Regions from separate parts of the Mus musculus genome. Here region 2 is linked to region 1. A link is a loop called in an ENCODE intact Hi-C map of the cell type or tissue named here. Cell type or tissue: left cerebral cortex. All regions are shown on one strand. Links, peaks and the distances in the headings refer to the core of each region. The heading gives the core; the rest is flanking DNA. Region 1 overlaps Hs6st2 (heparan sulfate 6-O-sulfotransferase 2). Region 2 overlaps Hs6st2 (heparan sulfate 6-O-sulfotransferase 2).

The links. A loop is a pair of places that touch in the nucleus more often than their neighbours do. Peaks named below come from ENCODE experiments on the same cell type or tissue, not always from the same donor. Only the 100,000 strongest peaks of a DNase experiment are listed, where the experiment ranks them.
Region 2: a loop joins it to region 1, with 2.4 times the contacts of the local background. A loop is called at or near these places in 9 of 42 quality-filtered maps.

The regions. Positions count from the first base shown.
Region 1 is chrX:51,402,737-51,418,417 of GRCm38, reverse strand. The region is part of intron 4 of Hs6st2 (heparan sulfate 6-O-sulfotransferase 2); the gene reads left to right. Among named protein-coding and RNA genes, the nearest start is that of Mbnl3, 200 kb to the right of the region's middle. In left cerebral cortex, for the core only: no CTCF peak of the experiment used is centred there; a DNase peak (open chromatin) is centred at 8,353.
Region 2 is chrX:51,469,300-51,484,980 of GRCm38, reverse strand. It overlaps Hs6st2 (heparan sulfate 6-O-sulfotransferase 2), which reads left to right. Exons shown (of 5, transcript NM_001077202.2): 3 at 13,575-13,607. Among named protein-coding and RNA genes, the nearest start is that of Hs6st2, 200 kb to the left of the region's middle. In left cerebral cortex, for the core only: a CTCF peak has its summit at 5,936 (motif pointing right); a DNase peak (open chromatin) is centred at 6,003.

The DNA.
Region 1 (15,681 bases), core at 3,783-11,782:
GGGGGAGGATAGAGGAAATTCAGATAGAATATGGTATTTCAAATGGGAAAAAAGGCAAGGAATGAGCATAAGGAATGACCAAAGAAAAAATCTGTTGATTTAGATGAAGTGATTGTGGGAAACCTCACTAAAAGGTAATATGTGAAAGGTTTGGATTATTTAAGGGAATTGCTGCATTATCCTAGTTTCCTTTCTGTTGCTGTGATAAAATAACTTGATACAAAGCAGCTCGGAAGAGAAAGGGATTTCTTTTAGTTTATAATACCAGTTACAGTCTATCATTGTGGGAAAGTTAAGACAGGAATTTCAAGCAACTGGTGACATCAAAGTGAAGAGCAGAAAGAAATGAACTTGTATATGCCTGCCTGTTTGCACACAGCTAGATTTCTTTATTCATACAGTTCGGTATTGCTTGCCCCAGGGGATGGTGTTTCTGATACAGGGCTGGGTCTTCCCACATCAATTAACTTAGTAAGACAATCTCCCACAAACATGTCTACAGGGCAACCAAATGTAGACAGTCACTCATTGAGATTTTCTCCCTAGGTGATTCCAGGCTGGATTCTTTTCAAATCCAGAAGAGGATTTGGAAAGAATCTCATGTACCCTAAACTATATCAATGCTTTGTTCTCTGTAATTCGTTGAGTGTTTTCTGAGTCAGGCACTGTGCAGAGTTCTTTACATATTTTTCCTTGTTTGATCGTTAGAATAAGCCTATAGAGTAAGAGCTACCAGCCCCTCATAATGAGGAAGAAGTCCAAAGTCACATAGTTAATAGTTGATAGAGCCAAAACTCTTAATTTCTGTGCTTGACCCTGAGTGTAAACTCCTCTATTCTTTCTATACATACACTTTATACTTAGGCAATGTGTTAGAATTAGAGTTACAAAAATAATCAGAAGACTGGTCCTGCTTCTGGTGACCTTGGTTAGAGGGAATAACAAGTTCTGTAGGAACTGGGGTGAGTGGTTCTATCTCATCTTCCACTTGAAAATAAGGCTTGTCTTTTCTGGCTACCCCACCTGGACCTGGCTCAGAAACTTTCATGACTACCTTTATTATGTGCAAACAACCCAAGGAATGGGAAGGACAAAAATAAAGCAATATGATTGGTCAGTGATTACTACATCATTAAAAAATATATCTTGGACTTTCAAGATGATAGCTTGTCAACGTTTAAAGAAGAAAATAAGAAAGAAGACACAGATCAGTGATGAGTGAATGATATATTTTGCCTGGGAAATGCTGGCAATGCTACAAAATTCAGGCCATAATCTGTGCCTGCTTAAAGTGGTATTTGCCCTGGATAATCAAGATATCAAGTGCATTTGAAGAATAATTATTGTATATGTGCCTTGTATATCTGAAAAGGTTCTGGATGGTGAAGATAAATCAGATAAGAACATCCTGTTGTAGCTGAGGCTATAGTTCAGTTGGTGTGTTGCCTATTTAGCCAACATAGAACACTGGTCTTGAAGTTTTGATTCCGTACCGCCACATAAACTCAGGATGGTGGCACATATCTATAATCTTAGCACTGAGTAAGTAGAAGCAGAAGGATCAGAAATTCAGGGTCTGCTCTGACCATATAGCAAATTGGAGGCCAACCTGGCCTATATGAGACCCTGATATCCTCACCCACAAAAAGAAAGACAGTACCTCATATTACTGGAAATAATTTGATCACCTATTGTTTTGGGTAATTTGAATAGGGTTGGAAGAAGGCCTAGATTACTTAATCCAGGTGATCATCTATATACCATTTCCCCACTCTCATGCATTCTGCTGCCAGGACTAATATGCATTTGCTCCTCTGTGATAGCTGGTCTTGCTTATCCAGTTGACTGAGTTTGGGATCACTTAGGAAACAACCCTCTGAGTGTGTTTGTTGAGGGTGTTTCCAGAGTGACCTAACTGAAGAACAAGACCTACTCTGAGGACAAGTGAGTGGCATGGAGCAATGTTCCAGATTGAATAAAAATAGAACAACAGAGAAAAGGGGCTGAGGACCTGCAGTCGTCTCTCTAATGCTCACGTGTGGACATACTGCATGTGCATGTCACCACATCTTTCCATACACTAACACTGTCTTCAAAAACTTTGAATAAGTTTGGGAGACATGAAGAGGAAAGGACCTTAATGTGGCTAAAACCTGAAATTACTAAATTACAAACATAGATGTTTTTTCACAAGTGGTAAAAGAGACTTTGAATCTGATGTAATTGTACCATCAATCCCGTGAGTCAGATTTTTGTACCTCACAGATGAGAAAACTAAACTGACAGAAACTGTTTTGCTCAAAGTCATGTAACTAGTAAGTTTCAGAATGGTGATTGAAATCAGTGTCCACATAAGTCTAAATTGTCTTCCCTTCTCTGTAGGGCACAGGCACAGGCACAGGTCTCTCTGAAATCGGGAGAATGAATTTTAGGTACCTATCCGCAATACCTTACATATTTACATACAAGTAGAACTGCATAGAATTCATTTCCAAAAAAAGGTAGTAAAGACTACTAGATTGTAAGGAGCAAGGACTTTTTTTTTAAGCAAGAAGAGGTGACCTTTACTAAGTGCTTTCTGTGTATTGCCCTTGTTTAAGATTCTTTACATACATGCATACTCTCACTTAATCCTAGAAAGTAGAGCATGACATTAACTCAAGGAGAGCTTCTCGGGCATTTTATTTCCTTGGCTATACAAATTTCTGAAGGGACTTGGGAGTGAACATCTAGGTCTCTTCTACAGATCTGGCTCCTTTTAAGAGCTATTGAATCGATTTTATGTGTATCAGTGTTTTGTCTGCACATGTATCTCTGCACTTAGTTGTGTATGCCTAGTGCCTGCTAGGACCAGAAGGGGGCATTTGATCCTCTGGCATACTGGAGTTACAGATGGTTGTAAGCTGGCATGTGGTTGCTGGGAACTCTACCCAGGTCCTCTGGAAAAGCACCAATGCTCTTAGCTATTGAGCTGTTTCTCAAGTCCCCAGACTTGGCTTTTAATATGACCAAATTATTGTTGAAGTTAGGCAGATCACAGGTTGTCCCAGACTTCAAGTCTAAGAGCTCTGGCTTTTAGCATCAGAACTCTAAGAGAAGGGTTAGGAATGGTGGGCTTTCTTCCATATGGCACCTTTTCATAGTGGCTAGGGGGGAGATTTGTGCATAGACAGCGTTATTGAGATGCTTTCTACCCATATATACCTCCTTTTTCCTATTTATGCATGTGAGCACTTCAGGGATGTCCAGACTCTGTTGTGCCCTTGCTCTCACAGCAGGTACCAGGGTAACTGGTTAGATTGTAAATGTTGTCAGGAGATAGTCTTCTGCCATTAACTCTCTGCATTACTCTCCAAAGACAACTCCCATTCCTGCTGCAAGCCAGAGAATTCTTCTTGTCACTCTTCCTGGTATCACCAAGACACTGAAAAGTGAGCAGTGGATTGTGTCCAAGGCCTGACAAACACTACTAGCTATAAGTCCACTCTGTTAAGTGGTCATCACAAACCATGGAGGGAAGCACATTTCCTCATAAATTGACAAACTTAGACTGTCTTCATGCTCCCCCCTGGACTTGGTTTGCATTGGCTCCCCTTCCCCAGCCTCACAGATTAGCATGTCCTTTTCCCGGCATAATATACCTAGTGCCTCATCAAGTAGTCACTTTTCAAGTGGTTACCTTTAGCAGATATGATTTGGAGAATAATTAATGAAGCCAACTCTACCCTAGAAAATATACATTTGAAGGCTGTGAGTTATGTTCCCTGATTATCCGACTATCTCCCCCTTGGTGGCAGACAAGAAAAGGACTGTTTTGAGGGACTGTTTTTCTTGTGTTTTGGGTATGAACTTTACTGAAAACAGATCATGTGTTGCAGGCTTGCTGCCCAGATACACAAAGCACTCACCCTCATCAGTGGTTTACTATAACAATGAACACATAGCAAATGAGCTATTAGGAACTCGGGCACCAGGGGCATGGCTTTTGAGGATATTTTGTACTCTCTCTCCCTCCATTTCTCTCCCAACCCCTCCCTATCCCCTTCCTGAATGAGTTGAACAGCCTCTTCTCCCATGTGTCATTCTCCTGTGGAGTTTGTGTTTTACAACAAAGCTACACAAGCATTACCTGAAACTGTGAACCCACATGAAAACGTCCTCCCTTTAAGTCCTTTGCATCGGACATGTTGTCATAGGGAAAGAAACAGTTGAGCCACACATCTTGATTGGTATAGTGTGTGAAGCCATGTGACCTACATTTGTGGGCATAGCATTTTATACTAGTCACTAGTGGTGGCAAGGAAAGAGTGGGTTTTTCTTGTCCTCTGCTTGCTTCCCACATACCTCCCCCCTAAGATTATCTGTTTTTTTTTTTTTCCTATCACTATCAGCCTCTTCAGTTCCTCATTTACCTTTTAACTGGTGAAAATACTAAAAGCAATATAAAGAAACAATCTGGGTTCAATGATCCAGGACAGTGTACTTAACGAATCTTTCTTTTGTGTGGACCAGTATTTTCTATCTGTGTTCTGTCCAAGTCATTTGAGGAAAGCATGGAGAGCCTGCTGAAGTTGAGAGTGATGGATAAGCTGAATTAGTAAGTACTTGAAGCCTCAGGCCCCAACAATGCCTCTTTCTGAGTGACTTCGTTTCCATCTTTAAAAAAAGAAATTCAACTGTTGAGAACTAGTTTCTAAGTACAAGTGCAGACCTGACCAAATAATAGCCAAGGAGAAGGGTATGAAGACTACTACCTGGGATGTTCTTGCCCCATCTGCTCAGGGACAGGGGAAGTCCTCCCTTTCCTCACTTCCAAGTTCTCCTTTTAAAAAGACAAAAAAAGAAAAACTCTCCCATGATGTGGGCAGATTGTTCTACCTGAATGGAAGGGACCTGATGGATAGGTGATGCTGCGCAAGATTACAACCTACATACAAACTGATCCTGAAATGCTTAGAAGAAAGAAAATGCCTTAGTTTTGAGTGATGCTCCCCAATCGACTGCTGTCCTACATACTAAGTGAACGTGCTCTATTCCTACTCCATTTCCTTCCACTGGCCTCTGCACAAGGGTCTAATGGAACCTGGAGGGGAAGAAAATAGCATTAGCTTTCAGAGGGCTCTTTGAGTTGCTGAAGCCATCCTTTCCCAGAAAATGGCCTGGCAGATGTTTCATGGTCAAAGTCTAATCTGAATACAATTAAGAGGCCCGTGATTTTTCTAAAATTTATTTATTGAAGGTATTTAGAACAATTCTAAGTGCAATTTTGCTTTGAATTTTTTTAAAAAATGTTCTTCAACTGTTCACCGTATGCATGTTAATTGGCTGTTTCAACAGAATCCCTAGGCACATGCTAGCAGTATCCTCTCACCTCTTCATCCCCCTGGATTCCTTATCCACAGGCTATCATCACAGCATCATTATTTGACCTTTATCCTTCAAGTACCCCTGTTCGAATCTTAGTTCATTGGCAAGAGACATGGCTTTGCACCTTGACTCTAGTACTTTAAGTAATTTACATATTCCAGCCTTAGTTTTCTTTGTACAGTGGGAGTAAGAATTAAACCACCCTGTCTAGCAGAGATTGTTTTATCAAATTAATTGACACATAAAATTATATAGATTGTATATTTGTATACTTTGGATGCTATGAGTCAATATTTGATATAGATATACATTGTATAATGGTATGCATGTATCATTTCAAAGACCCTCCACTTGGGTCTTTGAAATGTTTACTACATGATTGTCTACTTATTGTCTACTACTGGAGAGTCTTGTGGAGTCACTGGAATGACTCACACTCACATTTTAAAATGATGGCTATGCCTTCCTCTATCATGTCTCTCCTGGTACACTCTTGAGACTGTCTCCCAATCTCTCAATAATATCCATCTAACAGTTAATCAGGCACTATATGTGTTATTACATTTTTAATTAATTCAGTCAGCAAATTTTTACTGTGCACCCAGACGGTATACGTGGTACATGCTGGTATGGTTGAAGGTAGACAAGAGTAAGGGAGGTGGTATAGAGAGTCTGAAACACATGATGAAGGTGTACTTCTTTTTTTTTCTGCAGACTCTGCCCCAATACAAAGTAGAGTCTTATTATTATAGGGATTAAAGTAAGACATGTCTGCAATGTATTTGTAATCAGCACAGTGGAGTGTCTGCGGTACACCCTGGAATGGGCTGCTTATTCTTTTGCTTTCTCTTGTTGCAAAAACAAGTATAACCCTGGAATTCAATATGAGAGAAGATGTAAATGATGGCCTCACTTAAAAAAATAAATGAACAGAAGATAAACAAAAAAAATGTCTTTGTCTTTGAACTTGAAAGATCCTTGAACTTATTTTAAGTGAAGAGCCTTGTCTCTGTTGAGGAGTTTTATGTTGAATCAAGTATAGGACTCATTGCAGCTTCCTAAGTCCTGTGAGATTTCAGAAAGGAATGCTCAGATCCAATTGGCCCTCTATCTGAACCTCCTCTTCTGTCTGCCTTTTAAGGACTATTACCTGGGAAATTGTTGCTAAGAGTGCTTTAAAAATAGTTCACTGATATATAGTTGGTGGCAGAGAAGACGAGAGGGCAAAGCAGAGGGAAATGGAGAGGCAGAGGTTAAAGGTAGGTTCCAAGGACTTGACTTGTGTATTAAAAGTAAGCTAGATACACTCTAGGATAGAAAAAGAGCCAAGGTAAACACTGAACATCTGTTCCTAGGTCTGACCCTGTCTAGTTCTGCCATCTTGAGAAAATCACTTAGCCTTTCTGGGTCTGTGCCTTCTATGCTATTAAATGAGGAGGTATCTTTGCTGACTCCAGTACAAATAGCTAGACAGTTCCTCATTATCAGTATCCACAGAAACAATGATGCCAGAATCGTCTATTCCTTTCCAGGTATTGCTGCTGCAGTGTAAAACTGGCGAGCTTGGAGAGATGTATTTTAAAAGAAGGAAAAAAGTATTTCACATCTCCCTACATAGTACCTGTGATGGTCTGTTAAGAACACATTTAATTGAAGTAGCCTAATTCTGTATTCTTCTACTCAAGACATCAGACCAGTTCAACTAGTGTTTTTTTAATGGGGCCTTAAGCAAACTCCTTTCAATGAAGCCTAGAGCTGATTTGCAAAAGGCAGAGAAGTGGACTGCCCACCCCCAGTCTATTTTAAAATGTTCACTTTACCATTGCTAAACTTCATTACCACTCACAAGAGCTACAGCTCTGAGATTAATGATCATCCCACAGGGAGGCAATGATGGTCAAGAGAAAAAAAAATCAGCACATGCTATTTACTATTCTGCACTCTTTGAGAATTAACATCAATAATGCCATTGCAACATTTTTCAAAATAAAGAATGGGGATTTCTAATTGTCTAGTAAAAAAAATTCTAAGTCTAACTCCCTTGAGAAGAAAGCTGTGTATAAATCATTAACATCACAAACCTCTGAGAAGTGTGCAGTATGTGCAAGTGCTTTAATCATGATGGCATGGCAGTGGCCTATTTTAATTTGATCACATTGATTAAGTTTTTGTAAGCCAATATATGTTGCATTTTCAATTCAATCAAATGAGAATATCCTGCCGTTACTAGATATTACCAAAACATCCTGATGAATAAAGGCTAGACTTGCCATTTTCAATTGCTACTGACTTCCTGATTATATAATCTTTGTATTAAATGAAATCAATGAACGTTTGAATTAAATTCAGCAAATTGTAAGCACTAAATATATATTTTACTATACCTTTGTATATTTTACCTTGAGCTATAGAATCTTTTAGTTGAGACTCATTGATTACTTCCAGTGATAAATTTTACAGGGCTCTCCCCTCATATACTACTTCCTAGAACAGTCTATCCAGTTTAAGGTGCTATAAATGTGGATGACAAATAGGTACCCTCCCTATTATATGTGTATGATAGCTGGGCCTCTTTTTAGCTGGAGATAAGCGTTATCTTATGTAAATGCAATTGCTTTGTAAATGTAAATGCCTATTGGGCCATCGATCACTCCATGATAGAAGGAACAGAACAATACAGGGAGGTGAGAGAAAAACCTGTCTGGGGACAGAAATGAAGAAAATTGCTAAGTGGGTAAGGGATTGAATCAATGGAAGCTGAAGAACTTTGTGGAGGGGGCTGGGCTGGCAAGAACAGTGTACTGAGAGAGTGTGTTGGGGCTGCCTGCTAACTGGCATTTGCAGAGGCTGCCGACAGCCTTGCTTTCCTGGGGTTCTGGGGACTGAAGACAAGTGGGCCCAGTCGGGAGCAGTTTGCAGCAGTCCGTTAGGTCCTTTTTATGGAGTCTCAATTTCAAAATGTGCTGTTCACCAAATGTGTGACTCACAGAGTAATAAAGCCCTCTAAATCAATGTGTAAGGCATCCTCAAGACAAACAGGGAACGGCTTTCTATTTTTGCCTGTACATTTATTTTTTTTTTATTTCCAGCCTACTTCCAAGAAGGATTTGAGGTGACTTCCAAAGGCATCCTTACTCATGCCTAGTAGTATTTAAGGACCAATTCTGAAAGTTGCCTCCATGTAGTCCATATAAATAGAAAGGAAAGATTGTATGAAAACCAGTATGTATTCGGGCTTTAGCTCTGAGGGGTGAGAAAGTGAGGAATGTGGGCGATTCTTGCTTCCGTGTCCCTGTAGACCCCTTTCCCCAGCATCTATGCTCTCTCCACTCAGTGTCATTGCTCCCTTCCACGTTGCTTTATCTGCTTTCTAATAAAGTCTGCTAATTAGTGAGCTTGAGCTCGCTTGAGCTTGCTAGTTCGCTTGTGTCACTTGCCTATAGGCTCTAAGAATTTTCTGTTGTGGTCAAGGAGAGATTTGAGGGCAGGAATAATCCTGTTAAGGGTTGATTCCTGACCTGTAAAGAGTATGTAGCTTAGTTATAAATAAAATAACACATGTCAAAACTAGGTAAATAGGTCCTTATTTGTCTCTATGACTGCAGAGAGTATGGTCATCCAGCTAGAGCCCTGTGCCAGGTCAGAACCATGCAGTGTTACCCAGGAAAAGGGGAAGCAAGCCAACTTGGGCCCTTTGGATACTACTGTGAGGAAGAAGAGCAGCGATCTGCTTTTCCCCTCAGCACTCCTCTTCTCTCAGCCTCCTGTATGCCTCCTCTGCGCTGCTCCAGCCTCTATGGCATCGCCTTCTGATCTGGTCAGTCATCCTTGCTCCTGTAAGAAGCTTAACATAGAAAAGGGTCTTTCTGGAGGACAATAAAACCTAGCAGAGTGGGGTGTGTGTGTGTGTGTGTGCGTGCGTGCATGGATGTGCATGTACCCATATTTCTGTGTGTGCAGATGATGTCCATGTTGATGCCAGAGGCCAATACTGGATACTATTCCTCTGGAGCCATGAATCTTGTTTTTAGAGACAGAGAGTTTCACTGAAATCAGGAGCTTACTATGTAGGCTTATGTGGCAGGCCAGCAAGCCCAGAGATCTGCCTTTTTCTCCCACTCCAACACTGGAAATACCCCATGGGTATTTTATGGGGGTGCTGGGGATTCTACTTGAGTCCTTGTACTTTTGCAGCCAGTACATTCCAAACTGAGCTATCTCCCCAGACCCCAGGAGATAGCTTTAATTGTTTTCTCTATGAAAGGCAATATAGATCATAAACATGAAGTATGTCACCACCCTTTTTGAGCTTTGAATACTTCTCTACCTCTTTCCAGAAAGCTGTGTGATATAGAAATTGTTCAACCTCTCAGTGCCTTAGTTTCCTGTATTGTTAAAAGGAAAATGGCAATCCTAGTTCTTTGGCAACACTAGTTCTTACCCTGTAGGTTTGATGTGATAATGGAAAGAACATATTTTAATCCCTTAGAATAGTGTCCGACACACCATCAAAGATGAGAGAGCATTTGTGACAACTGAGTATGGATGCATGCAAGACATCCTCAAGGCTTTTAAAGACTCCTTGTCTGATGAGTCAGACCTATTCATATGGTTTGTATACAGTACATTTCCCTGTACTAGAAAGAATATGTTGAGATAAACTTTAAGCAGTCTCCAAATGCCAAGACAATTGTACCTGCTGTCTGCTTTGGAACCACCGTTTTGCATATACACTTCTGATGGGACACAGTGCATGAGGACCAAGGAGAAACTGCTCATAACCTCACCCCCAGATGGTCCCAAGGGCTATTTTACATCCAAGCCACTCCACTACCTCCACAGCACTTATTATTTTGAAACCAAATGCTGGACAAATAGCTCTAGAGCAGCAGGTTTCTGGTACCATTTAGAAAATTGTACCTGCAATGAGACAAAGAAAAGGGTCCGGCATATATAAAACCTATAATCCCAGGTCTCAGGAGGCCGAGACAAGAGAATCACCTTGAGTTCAAGCTTGTAAAGGATGAGCGCAAGTTGGGGTCATAGGCGGATACACTTTTGTAGTCTTTCAGCTTCCAGTTCTATCTGACCTATACCTGCACCTTTGGCAGCTGGTTGCCAGTCCCAAAGTCTGTGTGTGTGTGTGTGTGTGTGTGTGTGTGTGTGTGTGTGTAGTTCTCAAGCTTAATTCTCTTGATTTCCCCCCCTATACCTGCACCTTTGGCAGCTGGTTGCCAGTCCCAAAGTCTGTGTGTGTGTGTGTGTGTGTGTGTGTGTGTGTGTGTGTGTGTAGTTCTCAAGCTTAATTCTCTTGATTCCCCTCCTTCATGGCTTTTCCTGGCAGCACTGGAATAAACTGCTCCCAGTGCTCCAGCCAGAACCAAGATGGAACATGGGACCAGTCATTGTCATGGCAATGGCAGTCAACTGTTCCCCTCTCATCAGCACAGCCATTGTAATCTCGGAGCCCAGGGAGGAAGGTTCCTAGTGCTAAGTAATGTTTCCTTAAAAGATCCTGAAATGTGTGGAGGGTAACACATATTTTATCATAGTTATTCTGGCTCCAAGAGTGCAATGAAAATGTTAGCCTTGGCATATCAATCGTGTTTTACAGATGACTGTAATTTCCTGAATGTCAAAACTCCAAATTTTTCTACTAAGCAAACTTTTCAGTGGCAAAACAGATTGCCTCCATAATGTATCACTGTGGGCAGGAAAAATGAAATCTTTATGCACTGTATTATGAATCAATGAGGCATTGAGATTCTTGGAAGGGTGAGTGGACTCTGGAAAATGAAAAACTGCCGCTATTCCATCTCCACAAACCGCTGTTCGGGGAGTGGAGGCTTTGGTGGCATTCAGTTTGTGGGGCACGAAAATATCAAATTCAAGTTGAAACCAGTTCCTGTCTTTCCTTGTGTTTTGCGGAGCAAACACCACTGTAAATGTAGTAGGAGTCAGGTCATTTAACAGCTTCTTGTCCAAAGGCCTCCTAGTGTGATTCCCTTTGCGTAGTTGGGTTATGGCTAAAGGGAGCCTGATGGGGCTGACATTTCATTAAGAGCAAAGTGATCACTAGTGAGAGGCTAGGGAATATTTTATGGTTGGTAATTCCAAACCATACATATATTGTACATACGTATGTACACCAGTACTAGGTGTCTTGGACTTTGCTAAGCTATTTACATAGGCTAGCCTATTGAAGAATCACAGTTCTGTTAAGTAGGTGCTTTCAGAGAAGGAGAGCCACATTTAGAGACATTAAGTAATGTACTCTAGAACTTGTCTCCAGGGCATTCTAATCCCAGAGACTCAAATGCAAAGCATTTGCCAGTGTTTGGATTTGCTGCATGATTCTGAGTCCACAAATCCCATAGGAAGAGAAAAGAAGAGACAAAAAGAGAACCTGCTCTCTTCATGTCAAGTGTCCATGCAAGAGAGAAAAGACTCAGACATGAAGTACAAGGTCAGATGAGCAACATCTTTTAAAGCAGTGCTTCTCAACCTTCCTAATGCGTGACCCTTTACTATACAGTTCCTCATGTTGTGGTGACCCCAAACATGAAATTATTTTTTGTTGCTACTTCATAACTGTCATTTTGCTACTGTTGTGAATCATAATGTAAATATCTGATATCTAACTTCTCTGGGGGTCATGACCCACAGGTTGAGAAACACTGCTCTAACTGCTGTGTCCACAGCCCTTTCTGGAGGTTTGTAGGAATACATGGTGGTTTCAGCTGTGAAAATCAGATGGAAATAAACCATCTGAAGATGGTACAGTTGGTGCTCTATATTCAGGAGTTCCATATCTGTGGGTTCACCTAACTCTAAAGGGAAAATATGTGGGGAAACATTGTGACTGTCCTGAATACCTGCAGAGATTTTTGCATGGAACTAATCTTTAAAGAGTAAATTGTAAGAATTACTAGCATAGCATTTGCATAGTGTTTGAATTACATTTGGACATATAAGTAATCTAGAGATGATTCATCTGTATGCGAGGATTGCATGGGGTGGACATTCCACAAACACCAGGTTATAAAAGAGACTTTGACAATGTGTCTTGGGACATCTATAGACACTTCTCAAACTCATCTCCTGTGGGCTTCCTATAAGCTATTTAGACACAGAGTAAACAGACCCTGTTGTAACTGGAGAAAAGAGCATGAGCAAAGCTATTGGTGGCCAAGTGCTGTGTGGCAGCAGGAGGTCAGTTTGCTTAGTGTGTGTGGTTCTATATGCAGGGAAGCAGTGCTGAGACAGAAGAAAAGATCAAACTAGTAACATAGCTATCAAAGTCATTGGCAATAATTCTGCCAAAATCCAGCCTGCTAATTTTCTTTGCAAAGCCTTGAGCTTTACCCTTGGTAGCTGTAGTTTCACATTCATGTGATTCATTACTACATTAGTTAGTACACAAAGTTTACTATTGTACCTTGCTCTTATTTATCCCTCTTTCTCCTTTCCTACTCTTCCTGGTCTCCATATCTCTCTCCTGTATATCAGGTGCATTTTAAACCAGAGATCGCTGACAGGTTCTCAGCCCTAGTATATAATCCCTGTGGGTCTTGACTGTTCCTTCTCAGCTGCTTTTTTTTTCTTTCCTCTAAACTTGGGTTTTTTTTTCAGTATGCATGCCTTGTATACCTCCCTACTCTATTCTAACCCATCTCATCTCAATGTGGGATCTAGTTATAAGCTCATAGAATAGGGTGGCTGTCATTTTGCAGGTCCTATAGTTGCTCCTCTATGCAAAGGGTGAGTCTTAATACCTTATGACTCGCCACTTCCTATTCCCTGTAATTCTCACCAAAACATGCACATGCATGCTCATATAGCAGATACCTAAACAAAAGGCATAAATATCGTATTACGGACTTCTGGTTAATATGAGATAGAGGAACTCTGTTCACCTGCACGCTTGAAATCATACCACCCCGTTTCTTATGCTGTTAAGTGTTGCAGAATTCTTATGCTGTTAAGTGTTGCAGAATTCTACGTCCCACAAAATTCCTTTCATTCTAAAAATAAGCAAAGTGGCACCGGATAAGCAAAATGAGTCTGGATGTCTAGACATGGGTTTAAGGCATATGCAACTTGATCACTTACTAGGTATGTGGCCTTTCACCTTTCTGTGCACTAATTTCTGTGTTTGTAGAATGGGCTAGACCTGTCTGTTTTACAAGTATGCCATGGGGATATAACGAGAATGAAGGCAAGCGCACTGTGTTAAAAGATGTCTTTTAGGACAAAAAACGAAAGAGGGTGTGGTGCCTTTAGAAAGGTATGGAGCAAGAGCACTTTAATCCTCGCAAATTAACCAAGAAATACCAAGATTCTCTAGTGGAGCACCTCAGCAATAAAGCCCTCATCACCTGAACAGAGGAGCTTGGTCTGCTCCAATGCAGCAACCCCAGCCTCCCCACAGCCTACCTGCCCATATATCAACTGTCAGGACATTCTTTCCACTTCAAAGGTGAAGGTTGGTGTGTTCTCCCCACACCTTGACTCATGAATGTTACATGGAAGGAGGTGGGAAAGGGGAACAACGGAACTTCAAAAATAGCCCTAGGGAAATCAAATCTTGCTTTAACTTACTGTGTTCATGACTGATTCATGATTCTGAAAAGGAGGTGGGGGGGGGGGATTTGATCAAACTGTCACCAAATGGCCTCATTTCAAATTCCTTTGCTTTCTTTGAGCAGAAAGGAAAAGGCCTCTTGATGCTGACTATTGAAGCATCCTTTCTCTGTGTACACAGTAACCAGCTACCTGCAGCCCGTGGCTCCAGGAAGGCCTCTGTCCTTCTCTGTGATGCTGCTTGAACTCTCTTCACTAAGTGAAACAGGCATGGCATTGCCCTTTTAGGGATGCTTCTTTCTCACATAAATTTTCTGGTGCTCTTAAATAGGTCAAATGTATTGATAATCCTTTTCCTCCCACACCTGAGGTTTTGAGAAATTTAAACAAAAAATGTGGCAGAGAGACAGAGAGATGACAAAATAGGAAGGCTCAACTAGTGTGAAGATGTGGGAAAAGAGATGGCAAATGTCACCTCTCTGGGCAGCTAGACCTGCTGACAGTACAGGACAAGAAGAAATAGCAACTACGGGTAGAGGATTTCAGGCCTCCGTAAGAACTGGGAAAGAAACAGCCTTCATCCCCTTTCAGGTGGCATTATGATTGCTACATTCTCTGCTGCTTGGGAAGGACCATCGATGGGGCCAGGAGAGATAAGGTGCTGTAGCCAGAGGCAGGCTGATGATGGAGGAGCAGGGTTTGCCTGGTTTGGGCTCAGAGCCCTTAAGTTCTGATGGTAGAACAAGGATCTAATGTAGAGCAGCTAGGAGAAGACTAAAAGGAACATCCTGGGAAATTGCAAGGTCGGTTGTCAGTACTGAATAAAAAAACCCAAGGATGGTGTTCCTTAAGCTGAGAACTCAGGATCAGACATTTCTCTCCAAGAGAACGTTGGCTGTAAGACCTTTTTTTATGGCTTTGAGGTCGTGCAGTGAGAAGAAAGGAACTCCTACCCAGAAGAGGAGCTGTTTCTGTGCAAAGCTGCTGTTTGCCAGTCACATGATCATGGTATCTAACGGGCGGTGGTGGTGGTGGCAGTAGTAGTAGCAGTAGTACTACTAGTAGTAAACTATAATAGTAAATAATTTAAAATTTTAAAATAAAGGAGTTGGAGACTTTGTTTGGGGTTATGGCTCTGTCACAGACTGAATGTGCAAACTTGGTAGGTCCTTAGAGTCTCATTGCTCAAGGGCTTGGACGAGAACCTGTAAGAGGCCTGTCAAAATACAGATTTATCATCTACACCTGAGGATGGCTTCTGCCTTTAATTAGGTGGCCAATTCTACATACAAGACATAGCATGCACTGTCTCCAGAGTACAGAGCAGTGTGCAGCGACTGGTACGTGGAACAGTTTAGGCAATCCCCTCCCAGAACTGCTCCACAGCGTGATGAATAGCAAGGCCCTGTGACTTTTCTACAAAGTGATGCTCCCCTTTCCACAGGATGGTGTTTATAACGTGCCAGTTTTTAAACTTTCTACTCTGTCAAACACTGCGGGATGTTTACATGGTCTCAAAAAAGCAGAAAACAAAACCTAAAAACCCAAACAAACAAACAACCATCAACAACCCATGCTTTATATTTTACAGTATACATTGCTGTTAGATTTCATGCACTATAAATGTACTCAGTCTGAAATGGGTTGGCCCTGAATTGTCTCTGGGATTCCAGACATTTCAGTTTGATGTGGAGTTGCTACCGGCATTAGCATATTGTGCATGGGAAGGTG
Region 2 (15,681 bases), core at 2,723-10,722, 68 kb before region 1:
TGATATGTGCTACAACATGAGCCAGTCTTCAAAACATTATGCTGAGTAGTGAGATATGCCAGATTTTTAAAGGCTGCATTATATGATTTTGCTTATATGAATCGTCTCAGCAGGAAAATTCATATAGACAGAAAACACATTTCTGGTTGTCATGCACTGAGTTGTGTGGAAGATGGAATAACTGCTTAATGGGTACAAGATTCCTCTTGAGGTGTTGTTTTGGAACTAGAGAGAAGTGATGACTTCACAGTATGTGAATATTCTAACTTCCGCTGAATACTACACCTTTAATCATTCATCTTAAATTGCATGGATTCGCCTTAATTTAAAAATACAAAACATCCATAAAGCCCACCTGAACTCTTGACTACTGTCTCCTCTTTGATTGCTTTCCCTCATGAATGTCTGTGGAATCAGGAACCGAGTTCTGAGCTGTGAGGAACAAATAAACTCGGGATAGTTTACAGGTATCTCCAGGAGTTGTGTCTAGTGGAACCAGCTCATATAATGCATGGTTTTCCATACTCCTAGCTTCATTGTGAAATCATGGAAGACGTGAGTCATGTTTAACTCAGTTTTGCATCCCATGCACCTGAAGTTTCCTAGTGCATCAGAGACACTCGACGGAGCTTTGGGAAGGAGGGAGGCAGGGAGGGAAAGAGGGAGGGAAAGAGGGAGGGAGAGGGAGAGAGAAAGAAAAGAAGAAGAAAAGAAAAAGAGGAAGGAATGGAGAGGAAAGAAAGTGCCCATTGTATTTCTCAGTCATGTCTATAATCATAGTGCTAGTAATGATTGTACCACATTATCTCCTCAGGATAGATATGTGGACTTGATTAGGAAGTGAGGATAGAGTTGTAGATGAATATTACTCCTTAAAATTTTTGGATATGAAACATTTTGGTTATGAAAAGGAGGGATGGAGGGACAGATATGGTATACAGCACAGATGAATCTTGAAAACAATATGCTAATTGGAAAAGGCCAGTCATAAAGGATAACTACTACCATATGTCTCAGAGGGACAAATCCATAGAGTCTAGAACTACATTTATGGCAGTCAGGATCTGGGATAACAAATGCATAGAAAAACTAAATGTAAAATATCAGGGATTTATTTGGGAAATGATTAAATGTTTTCAATGTTAGTTGTACATTTCTGTGAATATACTAAAAACCATTAAATTGCACACTTCAAAATAGATGGGTTGAATCTGAAATGAAATTGTTAAACTTACATAAGTCAGAGGAGTAGAGGTTACATTTTGAATCAAAGGGAGATATGTCTGTAGTTTGGAGAGATGACCCTCTCAAATGTAAAGTACATGTACAAAGAGTTTTTAGAGAAAGGTTCTTTTAAATTGGGCCTCCTTTAAAGGAGCAAGTGGTGTGCGTTTCCAGTTCATTACCCACCTGATAAGGGGCTAGGGTCAGAGCAACTGAAAGCCAGAGTGTGAAGGGCAACTGCCAGAAGTTGGTAGTTAGAGATTGATTGTAACATATGTCAAATAAACAAAGATTTTATTTTCAGAAAACCAGCTGCCTGGTGATTTCTGCTTTGCAACAGAGTTCCCTATTGTGATGAGGAGAAATGAGCACACCCAATTATGGGCCACCGCTCTAATTAGCAAGTTGTCAGGTCCAAAATTCAAATAAGAAATACCGAATTTCCCTTACATTCTTTGGGTATGTGCTCAGAATTTTCATATTTACCACACTCTGATAGGCTACTAAAGGGCTATCACAAGTGAATGGTGGTGGGACTCATGTCAACATGAGTGGAGATATTTAGTTAGTATCTCTGGATGCAGGCAGCATCTATATCCCTTGCTTTTCAGTATGAAGACACTCCCATAGCATCACCTCAGTAAGCTGACAGATTGGATCCCATGATCAACATCTCCTATGTCCCAGGGAGGTAGCCTTAGCAGCCTGAGGTGGCACACCAGAACCCAAGGGGGGAACTATAAATCATTTGACCTGACAGATTCTCCTTAGGGCATCTTTTTTTCCTTGAGTCCAAGAAAACAAGGATAACCAAAAGTGTTCTCAAAAGGCTAAGCCAAGGTACCATCCAAAGCTTCGTTGGATCTAGGCTAGCCGATGAGAGTTCAGGTTCATTACAGCAATTGCAAAATTGGACACACAAAAATTCAGCATGTACTCTTTTGTACTAGGAAAGTAGGTAAAGAGAAATGAGGTGGTTCCATACTGTTTGTGTGAGCAGCTCACAAGCTCCTTTCTCTGCGTGTTCACTGAAGGGCAATGGGCAAAGTGCTTCACTTCTTCGAGGCTCAGTTTTGGGGCCTGAGCAAGAAGATGGGAAAGGATATCTTACAGTTACTGTCGGAAAAGAAAGCTTAGTCTTCCTTCTGCAACCTGATACCAGTTTCCCCTGGTCCCTTTGCTACTATCCTTCCCTCTTGCAGGGGTTACTAGAGGGGTTTTTTTCTTTTTATTTTGTCTTTTGATGAGAAAAGAGTGGCGTTTTATAAACTCCTAAATGCAAAGTGTAAGGGCTAGGAGAAGGTTTGGGGCCCATGCTTAATGCTCTGGCCCTTTATAGATCCCTTTCTCTCTCTGAAGCTATAAATTAAGAGTTTGGATTTGATGGTCTCTTAGGAATACCTTTCTGTTTGAATAAGTTTAAAACTGGCTGTGATCAAGTGTGCATGGCCTGCTTCACCATGCCATTTCAAGCCAAAACCTATGATCTCCCAAGGCGTCAACTCATCCTCTTACCATAGGCACACAGTCTTCTTCCAGCCTCCTCCCTCTGCACTTTGGTATCCTTGACCTACATATCTGGATTCTAACTGTTCATTTTAATCATATTCTTGTATTGATAAAAAAATAAATATAGAAACAATAGGGGGAAAGTCCGCTCTTCCTCCTCACTGTTCCAGAGAGACTAGATCTGCCTGCCAATTCACAGTCCCTGAAGGTACCAGGCCCACCCACAGCCACTTGATTTATGTCTAAAGCACAGCACAGGTCCCAGGAAGATTTACACTGAGCTCTCATCCAGGGCCCTTGTGTTCAAGTGGTTTGCACGATATCCTGGAATTCAAAATGAAAAATAGTCCCTTGAGAAGCTTGAAGAGAGGCATACATGGAAGCACTTTGGACTGTGCAGTTCCCAGCTCTCAGTGGAAGTGTGTTCTGCCTAGCTTGATTATATACAGTGACCCTTTCAATATCAGGGCCACATTGAGGCAAGCACAGAGTCTAATGGGCAAGGCATAGTATTCATGGCTGGAGGATTGAACGTTTCTGTCCCGGTAGCTTTACTTATTAGCAATATGACCTTGAGTGAGTTGCATTTTGAGACCCGTCTATCTTCCCTGTGAAATGAGAATGATGTCTACCTTGCAACACCGCAGTGCAAGTAAAATCAATTTCAGTTAGATCTACTTAGTGGCTAATGAGCGTGGGGACAGACATTCTGTGATTCTGGGCTTGAATGCAGACTCTACCACTTACTGTGCTAGTCCCTCTGAGCTCGATTTTTCTTTTCTTTTTGCATTCTTTTCTTTCTATTGAATTTATTGTTTGCTTTTTTGTTTGTGTACATATTCATATACATGCGCATGCACATGGCAAGATCAGAGGAAAGCTGGAGAGTGTTGGCTTTCTTCTTACTCAGGTAGAGTCCTGGGGTTCAAACTCAGTTTGTCAGACTGGCCAAACAACTACATTTTACCTCCTGAGCCATGGTTTTCTTATCTGCACAATAATTTTAGACTATTTTCTTTGGATTAAATAATCCCTGTAAAGCATACAGTGACTGGCATAGAGGAAGTCCTCGTTACATGCTAGTTAATGATAGGAATATTGTTATTTGCTCATTAAGGGATAGGTCCCAATAATTCTGGAAAACATATTTTTCTAGTCTATTCTGCAAATGTGCCCTGGTTTGATATTTTGAAGAGTAAACCACTGAATATTTTTGGTCCTGATTTTGCCCCATAGTCCACAGAACTGTTAATTGTTCATTCAAAAAATGTTTCCATGGATAATTTAAGAAAATTTAATTAGGAACACACTGTACATGCTCTATTATTTATTTATTTTTTGATTGTGTGATAAAATACCATCACCAAAAGTAACTTACAGAAAAAAAGGTGTTTATTTGAGCTATGGTCCTGGAGGCAAAGTCTATAAATGCATGGGAGGTATGGCAGCAGGCAGGAAAAAAGTGCTTGCTGTTTGACTGGTGTGGTGGGTTTGAATGAGAAATGTCTACCCATAGGCTCATGTAGTGCAACACTTGTCTGTGGTTGTTGCTGCTGTTTGAGGGGGTTATGGAACCTTTAAAGGTTTTTGTTGTTGTTGTTGTAGTTGTTGTTGTTGTTGTTGTTTTGGAGTTTTCTTTTGGTAGTTATTTTGAGAACAACCCCAGAAATGTTTTGTTTTGTTTTGGGGGGGTTCATATCGGAGGAAGTACATCTCTGAGTCCATGCTTTGAGATTTTTATAGCCTTGTTCAACTTCTATAGTTATTCTCTCTCTTTCCTAAATATGACCTCTCAGCTCCCAGTTTCCCCAGAAGACATAGGCCGGGCAAGTGGAGGCAAGAAAAGCAGTGGCCCATCAAAGCCCTTGTCACACAGCTTCTTTTAAATCATGAGGAACAGCACTCGACTGTTTCATTTACTTGATCCTATATATCGCATCTTCAGAAACACCTGAGCAACATGCAGCTCCCGACCCCTAAAATGAAGAATGTTGGGTGTGTTACATTAAACAGATATTTTATGGCTCATGTAGTTTGTGTCTTTTGCTAGGAAGTGCTGGGATCACAGAGAGGTCCTAGTTCTGTTGAGGAAAATGATACTGACAGTTTGAAGTATCCAAAGAAGAGGTACCGTGGTTCCGGAACACAGTTGCGGGACTCAACTCTAGTTCACCATTCACTTTTCACTTGGCACTAGCTTGAATGATTTTTCCCATCCAATCCACTGTTCTCACCATGATGTGACTTCATCAGAGACATAAGCACCCCACCGACCCCCATCCTTGCTGAAAAGGACTGACATATATCCATTATTAACCATCCCATGAATCTGATCCTGTTAGTGATTTCACTAAACATTTTTTGGGAAGGATCTCAATTCTTACGTTAGCGCTGGCCAAATGATTCCTTGCTAGGGACCTTGTACAATCCCTGTGGTTGAACATTCTAACATGAGTGAAGCAGTTATACGTCATGTTAGCAACTTACCAACCTTTTGTCTGTGTCAACACAAGCTATTAGGAATACAATGAAGCAGAGCTTTGCATGACTGACTGTATAAGATCCAGTGGAGCCCTTTCTGCTGGTTTAAATAACATGCACTGTGGATCTCCCAGACCCTAACCTCTTAAGCCTGGAAGTAAAATAGGAGGGAATAATTCCAAATGTTTACTTATAGTAATCTAATATTGTATTACATATTGTAAGTGCCGTTTTTTTTCTAGTCTCTCTTACAGTGGACGGCAAGTCTGTCACACTTTGGGAAATTTCCAAGGGACTCTTGATTCTTTTACTGCTGAAAAAGTATACAGTGTGACCAAATTGAGGAAACATATTATAAGGTCACATCCTACAACTACAGGGAACTCTAAGGCATGTATGAAAATACTTGCTAGATTTCAACTGAGAGTCAGCTTGTGCTTGCACTCGTATTTTAGACTTCACAGGCATCCTGCATCATGAATGCTAACACTTCTCAGGAAGAAGGACAGCAGATTTTCTAAGGTTGGTGGCCCCCCATTTTGTTTTGCTTTGCTTACTCCATTACAAAACACCCATTTCCCTGCTATGGGAAAGACTAAATTGATAAATAGGTGACACAGAAGTGCCTTCAGATGGCCAAGGGCAAGTTAAGACTGACCCCGTTTCCCACCAAAACCTGAGAATTCCTTGGTTCCCCAGATTCTTAATTGGAGCATCACTAGAGGGCACTCTTATGATGCCAAAGTGGGAGAATTTTATTCAGTTCTGGTGTGTGAGGGTGGGAGTGGGGGAAGGTGAAAGGAGGGTGGTCTGCTAGGAATGCAGACAAGAAAGAGTTGAGAACAGGCTTCTGCCACTAAGGACTGACTCACTTGACAGCAGAGAAGAAAATCCTTCTGTGAACAGGCTGTGCAGCAAGCTTTCTCATCAGATCCATTTTGTTTCCAAAATGTGATTGGTGCTTCATCAATAAAGGGCTCATGTATTTGGCATTGTGTTCCTCAAATGAAAAGAATAACGGAATAGTCGAGGTTAATGAGAGAAGTGGTCAACTCATAGGCAGCAATCAGACTGTGAGTGAGAAGTTATCAGAAAGAATAAAACTGTTGTTTCTACATACACAGCTATAGAAATGAAGAATGAAATATCCCTTGAGTCTTCTGTAGTTGTTTTTAGAGTCTTTTGCAGTCCTAGCACTTTACTTGTTCTGAAGTGTGGTGTGGATGTGAGAGAAGATGCTCTAAGCTAGTGGTTCTCAACCTTCCAAATGCTGCAATCCTTTAATATAGTTCCTCATGTTATGATGACCCCCCTAACCATTACACTATTTTAGCTGTTAGTTTATAACTAATTTTGCTACTATTGTGAGTCCTAATGTAAACATCTGATATACAATACCTGGTTGGGGGTCTCGACCCACAAGTTGAGAACCATTGTTCTAAGAAGCCTCTAGTCCGCATAGTATGAGTGACATACTATTAAAATGGGTCCTGGCCTTGGCTCTGCCACTGCTATGCTCTGTCATGAGTCCCTGTCCCCAGCCTGATTTCAGCATCCAGAAATGTTGAGTGACTTCAATAGTCCCTAAAAAATGTCATCCAGTCCTCAGAGTGTCTGTTTACATAACCTCATTTGGTAGAGTCTAAAACTAGGCTTACAGTAGTCAGAGATATGGAATAACAAGTGAATAGGGGACTCAAATCTAAAATGTCAAAGATGAGTGGTAAATGCTGAAATAACCTTCTGTATCACTTGTTTATAGCAGCCACTTGTGTTCTGACTCAGACATGATGTGATAGGCATCTTGGGATAGGTGCTGACTCTGTTACCATTAAAGGTGGTAATGAAAGGATTTGCCACCCCCAAAACGCTGATGTGTTCATATTAGTCACTTGTTTAGGTTTATGGCTCTCAACAAATGTAACCTCAGAGATTTAACATACCAAGTCATCAATAGAATCCCTTAAATTGCCTTAATATGCCCCAGTTAGGCAGCTCCTAGCTTGTGTGCTGAGTGCTGTCGAAATTCTCAGGCAGGACCATTCAAAGATGCCTGGGGAGTTCATGGGCTGTCTGGGGATTTGATAAAAAGAGGAGGCTACTGAGGAACAACTTGTCTTCCTAGCCCTTGGCATGAGGGTCTCTTAGAGAAATTCAGGAGTGTTTTTGTCTAGATCTCTGTTTATTAGACTTGGGCTATATAGTTCACAGAAAGTGCCAGCCTAAGCCAAGTTTATCACAGAGTCTTAGGCTATTATAATAAATAGGAACTAGGGAAAGGCACCAGTTGACCCTATTACCCACTTAGGAATGTGTTTGCCAAAGTTTTGAGCCAGATATTCGGCAGTTCTGAAATGAGGACCTTAATTATTGCATTCTAGTCCAAGCTACCCATATTGCATCTAGGGAATAAGCAACCAATAGCTATGAATTAAACGCACCACTATAATTGATCTGTGTTGCATCTCATGTTATTAAGGGGTTATTAAAAAAGACTTCTTTATTGTCAGAGGGTTGAAGGTAAAAATCAATGAACAGTAATTACTATGGTCCTAAAAGACTCTGTACTCCTATGACTATTGCCAAAATACAAATGCCAGATTGAAATCCATGTTGGCTGGCAGAAAATGGAATGACATGGGGTTAAGTTTGGAAACCAACTCAAGTGCCTTGGAGAAAAGGGAGGTACTGTGAAAGGAACAATCAAAACAGACTCAGAGGACTTCACAGTTGTGACAACACCTGTGGCTTGTGAATTAAAACAGATAATCAAAGTGTACTTAGGAAAGATGATCTGGACTACAGTCTTCTCAGGCTAACCATGAGGTACCCTGTTCTGTGTGGCAAGCATTATTTCATGTGGACTTGGTATAGACTGAGAAAGAATGCAAAATGGCCAAACAGTATGGGGCACATCCTTCCACAATTTTAATAAGTGTGGCTGGCTATTGGTATATAGGTATTTTGGGGGCACTGTTTTTGACAACCTGATTCTGTTCCCAGTGAAAGATGGCTCAGTAACAGAGGCTGGAGAGCTATTGCTGTGGTCTGACAAAGTCACTATCATTTTGGACTAGTCTCATTTTAAAAATAATTAATTTTATTTTATTTTATATGCATGGTGTGAGAGTGTCAAAGCCCCTGGAACTAGAGTTACAGACAGTTATGAGCTGCCCTGTGGGTGCTGGGAATTGAACCTGAGTCCTCTGGAAGAACAGTCAGTGCTGTTAACTGCTGAGCCTAGTCTCCTATTCTCTTACCTAGTTTTTCTCCTAGGTTAAAATACTTCTACATAAAGGTTATTGCATGCTGACTCTGATTCTTGTCATCTGCTACAGAATGACTATGTATAATCTCAACTGATCATTACAAGTAACTTGAGAACTACCCTATACTCAAACTCATTGGCATGCTTACAAATGACACCAGGTTTCTTCTCTGACTGGACTGGTTTCTCTTCTAATTGGGCTTCACTAATAATAATGTATTTTATACATATTGTGTATCATTATTGGTACAGACATTATAATTGTCCCATCTTGCAGGCAAGAGAGTTGAGCAGGTAGTAAATGACAGTACACTGCTACCCAATCTGTATAATTCCTGGGCTTATTTTATGACCCCAAACCTCTGCTAAAAGCAACAGTTTAAAGATTTATATAAGGGAAAAAATGAGTTTTAATGGGACAAGCATCCAGGCCCTTCTTTCTGGCTCCCCCATCTGTCTGAAGCAGTTTGAACAATCTTTAACATAGGGTTTTGTAGACATTAGATATATTTCTAGTTATAGGGAACTCATTAGCTTAGTGAATGTAGAAAGGGTTTTGTCATCATTAATTGCTGTTTGTTTACCATTAGCATATTTTACATTTGATTCTCAGAAGCCAAAGGAAGACCGTAGTATAAAATGGAAATAAGAAGTGTAGTGAGTTAGTTGACTGGGAATCTACTAGGTTGGAGCAAGGTGACACTGGAAAAAATGTCCAGTCAAAGGCACGGTGGGGACGAAAAGAGAGGGAGAAGGAAGGGGGGAGTGAAGGAGAGAGGAAAAGAAAACAGAGACAGTAACAGAGAGACAGACCAAATGTACCACTTGCTTGGAAACCATTTGCTTGGAAGCTCCGGAGCTATGGTAAGCAATTGCTTCCTACAAATTTGCAATCAGACCAAATGTTGCTGTAGGTAAAGATTTAAGAATCCTTCACCAAATGAGAGCATCCTTTATTTGAGATTGTGTGACTATAAAAGTCTCTGCAAATACACCATTCTCACCCCATCCCAGGCTCTTGGCAGTTAAACCACGTATATAAGAAGAAAGAATTGGAGTAGGGAAATGTTGGTCGATCAGTTGTTGATTTTTGATGGCTTCCCAATTTTTGATGTAAATTTTCCACCATAAAGAACCAGCCACTTTGTATATTTAAATAAATAGAGCTGTTTCCCCAGAGAGAACAATGGCCAGCCACATTTCCATTCAGATACTGTTGTTTTGACCATGTCTCATTTGCTTGTGAATGCAGGGTTGCTGGGCTCTCTGAACCACCAGTAGCAGGTTATATTGATAAAACAGCTAGACTAACACAGTTCCAAAATGGAAAGTAGAGAGATGTTGCGCTTGGAAATGGGGTGCTTTAAGAACTGGCTTGTTGAGGGAGTTCATCTCCAAAAAGTCAGTGGAAAAGATTATTGCCTAAGATCAAATGAGTCATTGGGAAAATTGGAACCAGAAACCAGGAATCCTGATTCCTGGGCAAGAGATCCTACATTTTGATTCAGTTTTGCTTTTCTTAAGGTCTTGATTTGGGTCTTAATATCGAAGTGAATTGCTTTATTTTTTTTCTGAAGCAACAAGAACTAACCCTAATAATGTACATACCAAAGGTAGGTGCCATAGTTGGAGATTCCTGGTTTAGATGAAGCCCTCAGCTGAAGTCATTTTCCTCAGTGGTCTAGGTACTTCGAAGTTCCCCAGACTCCAGTGAAATAGCCTCAGTCATCCATGCCTATGCAATCCACCCTAATTAAACTCAGTGGGTCATAACAAATAACCTGAGAGTAAAAGTTATCATAATTTGGGCAAGGGAAATCAACAGGAAAGGGGGGAAATCTAATAAAAATGCATTGTATCTATGTATGAGATAGTTGCAGAAGAAAAGGTGAATTCCCCTTTAGAATTTCAAAATCTCAAGTACTCCCACATTTCCATTGTTCCAGTGATAGGTGCATTGCTTTCATTTCTATCTTTTGCTTTCCCTGTTAACTTGATATTTTTAGATAGCTGCTGCCTTTTGAAGGTTGATCCCATCTTCTTGATCTTAGCACAACATCCAGGTCCTGGACTGAATATCCAGGACTCCTTTGTCTTCCCAGGCCTGCTGTTTTCCCAGAATGGGGCTTGCTAAGGGCTAATGAGTTTAATCTCAGCATGTCACCTGAGTCACCTCTTAGAGGAAGCCATAACAACCAATGAGAAAAGCTCTATTAAGACGTGGAACTGACATATTATTGTCTTCTTTTCATAGTTTACTTTTTAAAATTCATACTATATCCCAATTGTAGCCCCCCTCCCAGTCCCACCCTTACAAATCCCTCTCCCCATTATCCCCTCCCCTTCTCCTAAGGGAAAGGAAAGTGCCCCCTAGGTACCACTGCACCCTGGGACATCTACTCCCAGCAAGAATAAACACCTCCTCTCCCACTGAGAACTGACCTATTATTGACAGGCCTTGTTTTCACAACCTTTCAAAAAGCACTGGAGGCTCTTGGGACAGCTGGAAAGAACCCTAAGTGATAGCCTTTGGGGAGGGCTTTTAAGGGGAAGAGACCATGCCTTTATTCTGTTCCTTCTAATCAGAAAGCAGTTTCTTCTACTACAAATGTTGACTGTGATGCCACTGGGTATGTTCTCCATACATAAAGAAAAGAATAAATAAAACCAGGAGAAATACTTTCACATATGGTATATTTCTGGAGAATCCTTATTTCAAGCAGATGGCCCACAAAATATTCCACAGGATTGCAGACTTTGCAGAAAGGAAGGATTTTGTTTGTTTGTTTTATCCACTGTTATATCCTATAGAAATTCCTGGCACATGTTGGATAATACATGTAGTTTGAATGACTCTTCATGATTAAAGGATCTTTTTAAAGGACTTCATTTGAGAACCATTCCAAAGGGAGAGTTTATGTACAGTTGTGTAAAGTTTTAAAATTAATTCCTTTTCTTCTAATCCAGCTTCTCTCTCTCTCTCTCTCTCTCTCTCTCTCTCTCTCTCTCTCTCTCTCTCTCTCTCTCTCTCATTTATTTTTACTTTCCCCCATGGCTTTGACTCACCTACAATGGCTGTCCATGCTTTTGATTGATGTCCCTGTAACATCTTCGTGGCTCATCACTGAATACTGCACCTCTGGCCATCTGGACACTCAGGTAAGGCAATGAACTCTTTACAATCTCCTCAGTGCAATCACTGGGAAATGCTAACAAGCAGGAGGGAAGTTTTCCTAGAAATAAAAAGAGATACTCTCAAGAGATAGCACCTCCCTGATTGAAGTTAAATTTGACCCAGCCCTGATACAGATCAATAAATCAATAGAAATATTTACATCATTTGTGGATTTCCATTCGGAGAGTATAATAAAAATTATGGTTTTAGAAACTACTGTGTAATTTACTTTGGAAATTCCTGGACGTAAAACAAAATCAATATGTAGTATCATATTTTCATTTTAAAAGTGTTCTCTTATTTCTGTTTTTGACAGGATTTTCATTTGTCTGTATTTTCATCCAAAATTTCTATTTTCTTTTGTTCACCAGGCCAAGTGTGGTACAAGGGCTTCTAGGCTGTCTTGATTGTATGAGGATGTTATGTCATGGGGTAGATTAGTATGCTCTAAATTTCTTCTCTGTTGTGGTTGGAGTGAAAGATAATACATTGAGCTTGGGATATCAAGTCAATTCATGGGGGTATCTTGTTGAAGGATTTAGTGTCAGAACTCACCAGGTATATCATGTTGGTTTCTCAGAACACTTGTTTCCTCAGAAGTCTTAACAACCGAGAAGCAGGAAAGTGAGGTATAACTATACCAAGGACTCAAGAATTTTAGAAAGTAGTATACTGTTCCCCAAGTGATGATGCAAGCAAGGCTCTGATGCTGGCTATGCTATTTAAAGATAGTCTTAACTCACCCTAGAAGCCTGAACACAGTTTTGATGTAATGAGACACTTCTCCCATAACAACGTGCAGGCCCTTATAACATTTTTTTTTGTATGCACAAGGAAGTATACAAAATTGTAGTGCCCTTTGTTGTGGTGTAATCAAAATCAGAAAGCTAACTGAGTCTCACACTGATCTGGCACAACTTCAGAGACAGACGCTACTCAGATGAGACGTTAACCAAGATGGCCCAGTGGTCAAGGAGCTTGCGATCTAGTCTAAGGGCCTGAGCTCAATCCCATAAGCTTACATGGTACAAGGAGAGGACCAACTTTTGCAAATTGTCCTCTGGCTGCTATATGCATATCATGGCTGTCCTCTGACTGCTATGCACATATTATGGCTGTCCTCTGACTGCTATACATATATCATGGCACAAACACATGCACGTGTACACACACACACACACACCTAAACACTCAAATAAATGCAAAAGAACTAAAAGAAGTTCACACTGTAGATTTACTGTTTTGTGACTCCAAAGACCTGTGTTATGAGAAAGATCTAAGCAAGTTTTATAAATGGAGAGATATATTGTTTACTTACTTTGATGGATATCTTGTGTTTGGGTGCCAGACACGACAGTAATGAATTATTTATCACTTTGTGTGTGTGTGTGTGTGTGTGTGTGCGCGCGTGCGCGTGCGCGCGCCCGTGCGCGCGTGCACGCACATGCATGCTTTGAATTTCCATCTCATTGAAGAGTGTAAGCAAAGTCTAAAAGTTCTTTTCATTTTTTTGTATGTGTTCATACATTCCCAATGATGTGAAAAATCTCCCATAAGTTCTTTCATTGAAACATTTCCATTTCATTCATGCTCCAGGGTTAGGCTTGGTCTGGGTTTGGGTTTCCTGGTTTTTCTCTTTGCTGAGTTTGCCACTGCCCCTTGAGAAAGAGAATGGAGTTAATCTTTGTGGTAAATCCATCGTTCCCTTCCCTCAGCAATTCAGAGGTTGGCTCTCAGTGCTGCCCTTCTCCTTTTTAGCCTTGTGATTTAAAATGCCCCCACTTATTATAGGTGAGCTAATGGGAATCAAAATGGGAAAGACACCATGAATTATTTCCTTTCAGTTTTAGGAAACGATAAAAATATAACTTTTCTCTTGGCAAGCTCTTGCTACTGGTTTTACTGTTCCTTTAACAGGTGGAGGATTTTTCAGATTCTAGATGGAACAAGGTAAGCAACAATGTATTTTTAGTTTAACAAATCCCAAGGAAACAAAATAAGAAACAGAGAGAGAGAGAGAGAGAGAGAGAGAGAAGTAGACTCTGCAGTAATCTACCAGCTTAATTAAGATACAAAACAGTTAATTTTTCTCATAGATGCTTGGCTTGTTTGAGTTGAAAGCAGCATGGAGTCTCAGGTCTAATGGCAGAACTCATTTGGAAGTGAGATGAAGGTTTAGCTTGCCCCACTCCAGAGAGTTAGCTGAAATTGGATGACAGAGTGGACTGTATGGGTAACAAGATCCCTAGCATCAACAAAGTGCTTCGGTGCTTCAGGCATGTGGCCTGCTCCTGGGGTGGGTGGTGGTATACAGAACAATTGGACCAACATTTCCTTAACAGGGAATCAGGTATTTGACCATGTCTTTCTTTTTAAGTATGCAAGTCTGTGGACTTGCAAGATGGAGTGACCCCCATAGGCAGTAGGCCTTTATTTGTCACATGAATGGTGCTGGAGCACAAATTTAACCAAACATAAGAAACTGCATTCTATGTGGAAAAAGAAACATTGAAAATGTTCCAAGAAAGCACCCACTGTTGCCATGGGCTGTGTCATATTGTCACCAGTGCTGAAGAGGCTAATGAGATTTTTTTTTAAATGTCATGCTCTATTTTTATGGCATATTTTCTTCTAAAGCTGTGATGTTCACCAGTTTTATATTTGACTTATTGTGGGTTTTTTTTTTTTTGTCCAGAAATATTTACCAATGCCTGTTTTCTCTTCCTACGCACCTATGCCTCTGTATTACCAAATAAATCTGAGAGTAGAAAGGTGATGATTTTGGCATTCCTCCACTAGGTTAGGCTCTTATAAAAATAGATTAGATGGGGTCACTGTAAGATGCACAATTTAGTTTTCAGGAGCTGAGATGCCATATTCATCCTCAGATCTTTCAGACTATCTGACAACTGAGAAAAGTCACTGTTTAATGTTCTAGTCCATTTGTAATGCATTAAAATACATGGTATAGACAGATAGCAACACTTAGTCACACATTGCTATGGGAGGGTATTTTTAAAGATCATAGTCTGGATATGTGTCTTTGTGGCAAGAATATTACAAGTTGTTTCTGTCTAGAGCAGTGACTTTGAGCGTGTCCCATTTCCACTATGAGCTTTGATTTGCTCTGGTGTGAGTAAAATTGGGTGGATGATTATTATCAGAATGGTCAATAAAAGAGAGATTATTTTCCCTATAATTGCTTTTATAGAAGTGTTGATAGTTTTTATTCCCTTTCTGCTTTAAAAGTTACATGGTAACACCATTCTGACGTGCTGTTATGTTTATTATGGTGCTGCTCAGTTGGAGCAGGAGTTGTCAGGGCAACCTTATACAGTCTTAGAACGAAAAGAGGGGTATAGGTGGTGAGGTAGGAAAGAAACAGCTTTGGTAAATATTGATGGGGCCATTTTTGGTGGACAGAATGAATGATTATGAAAACCATTTGCAGGGCTTGCATTTTTTTTTCAACCACTGTTAAAATAATAAAGCAATGATTCATTTGGTAATCCTTATTGTATATGCAGTTTCATAAATGTACAAGATTATGATTATCTCTGCCTCATAATTAACAATTTGCCTAAGTGCTTGCTATTATTTAGCTGTCTGAATGGATTTTTGTAATCCAGAGGAAGAAGGGAACAATCAGAGCAAGCCACCCCAAATGCCTAGCATTACTGCTACACACATGCACAATTAGAAGCGATCCTAATTGCTTTAGACCAGAACCTCATTTGGTTTTCTATAGACGGCAAAACATTAATTGCTTGAGTTTTTGTCTGTCATTCCCTCACACCCTGCCTCTCATTTTTTTCCTGACAGGCGATTGGATCTTCTAAGATCTTTGTTGGGTCAGAGGCAAATGAATTGGTTGGATTTCTAGGATATCATTTGGTGTCGAGTTTCCAAGCTTCGATTTGAATTCACAGTCAATGTCTTTACCAGCCATGGGGTTATTTTATACCATTTTAAGTAATAATAGGATGCTGAAATGCCAACCAGTTCTGCTGCTGAACTTCCATTC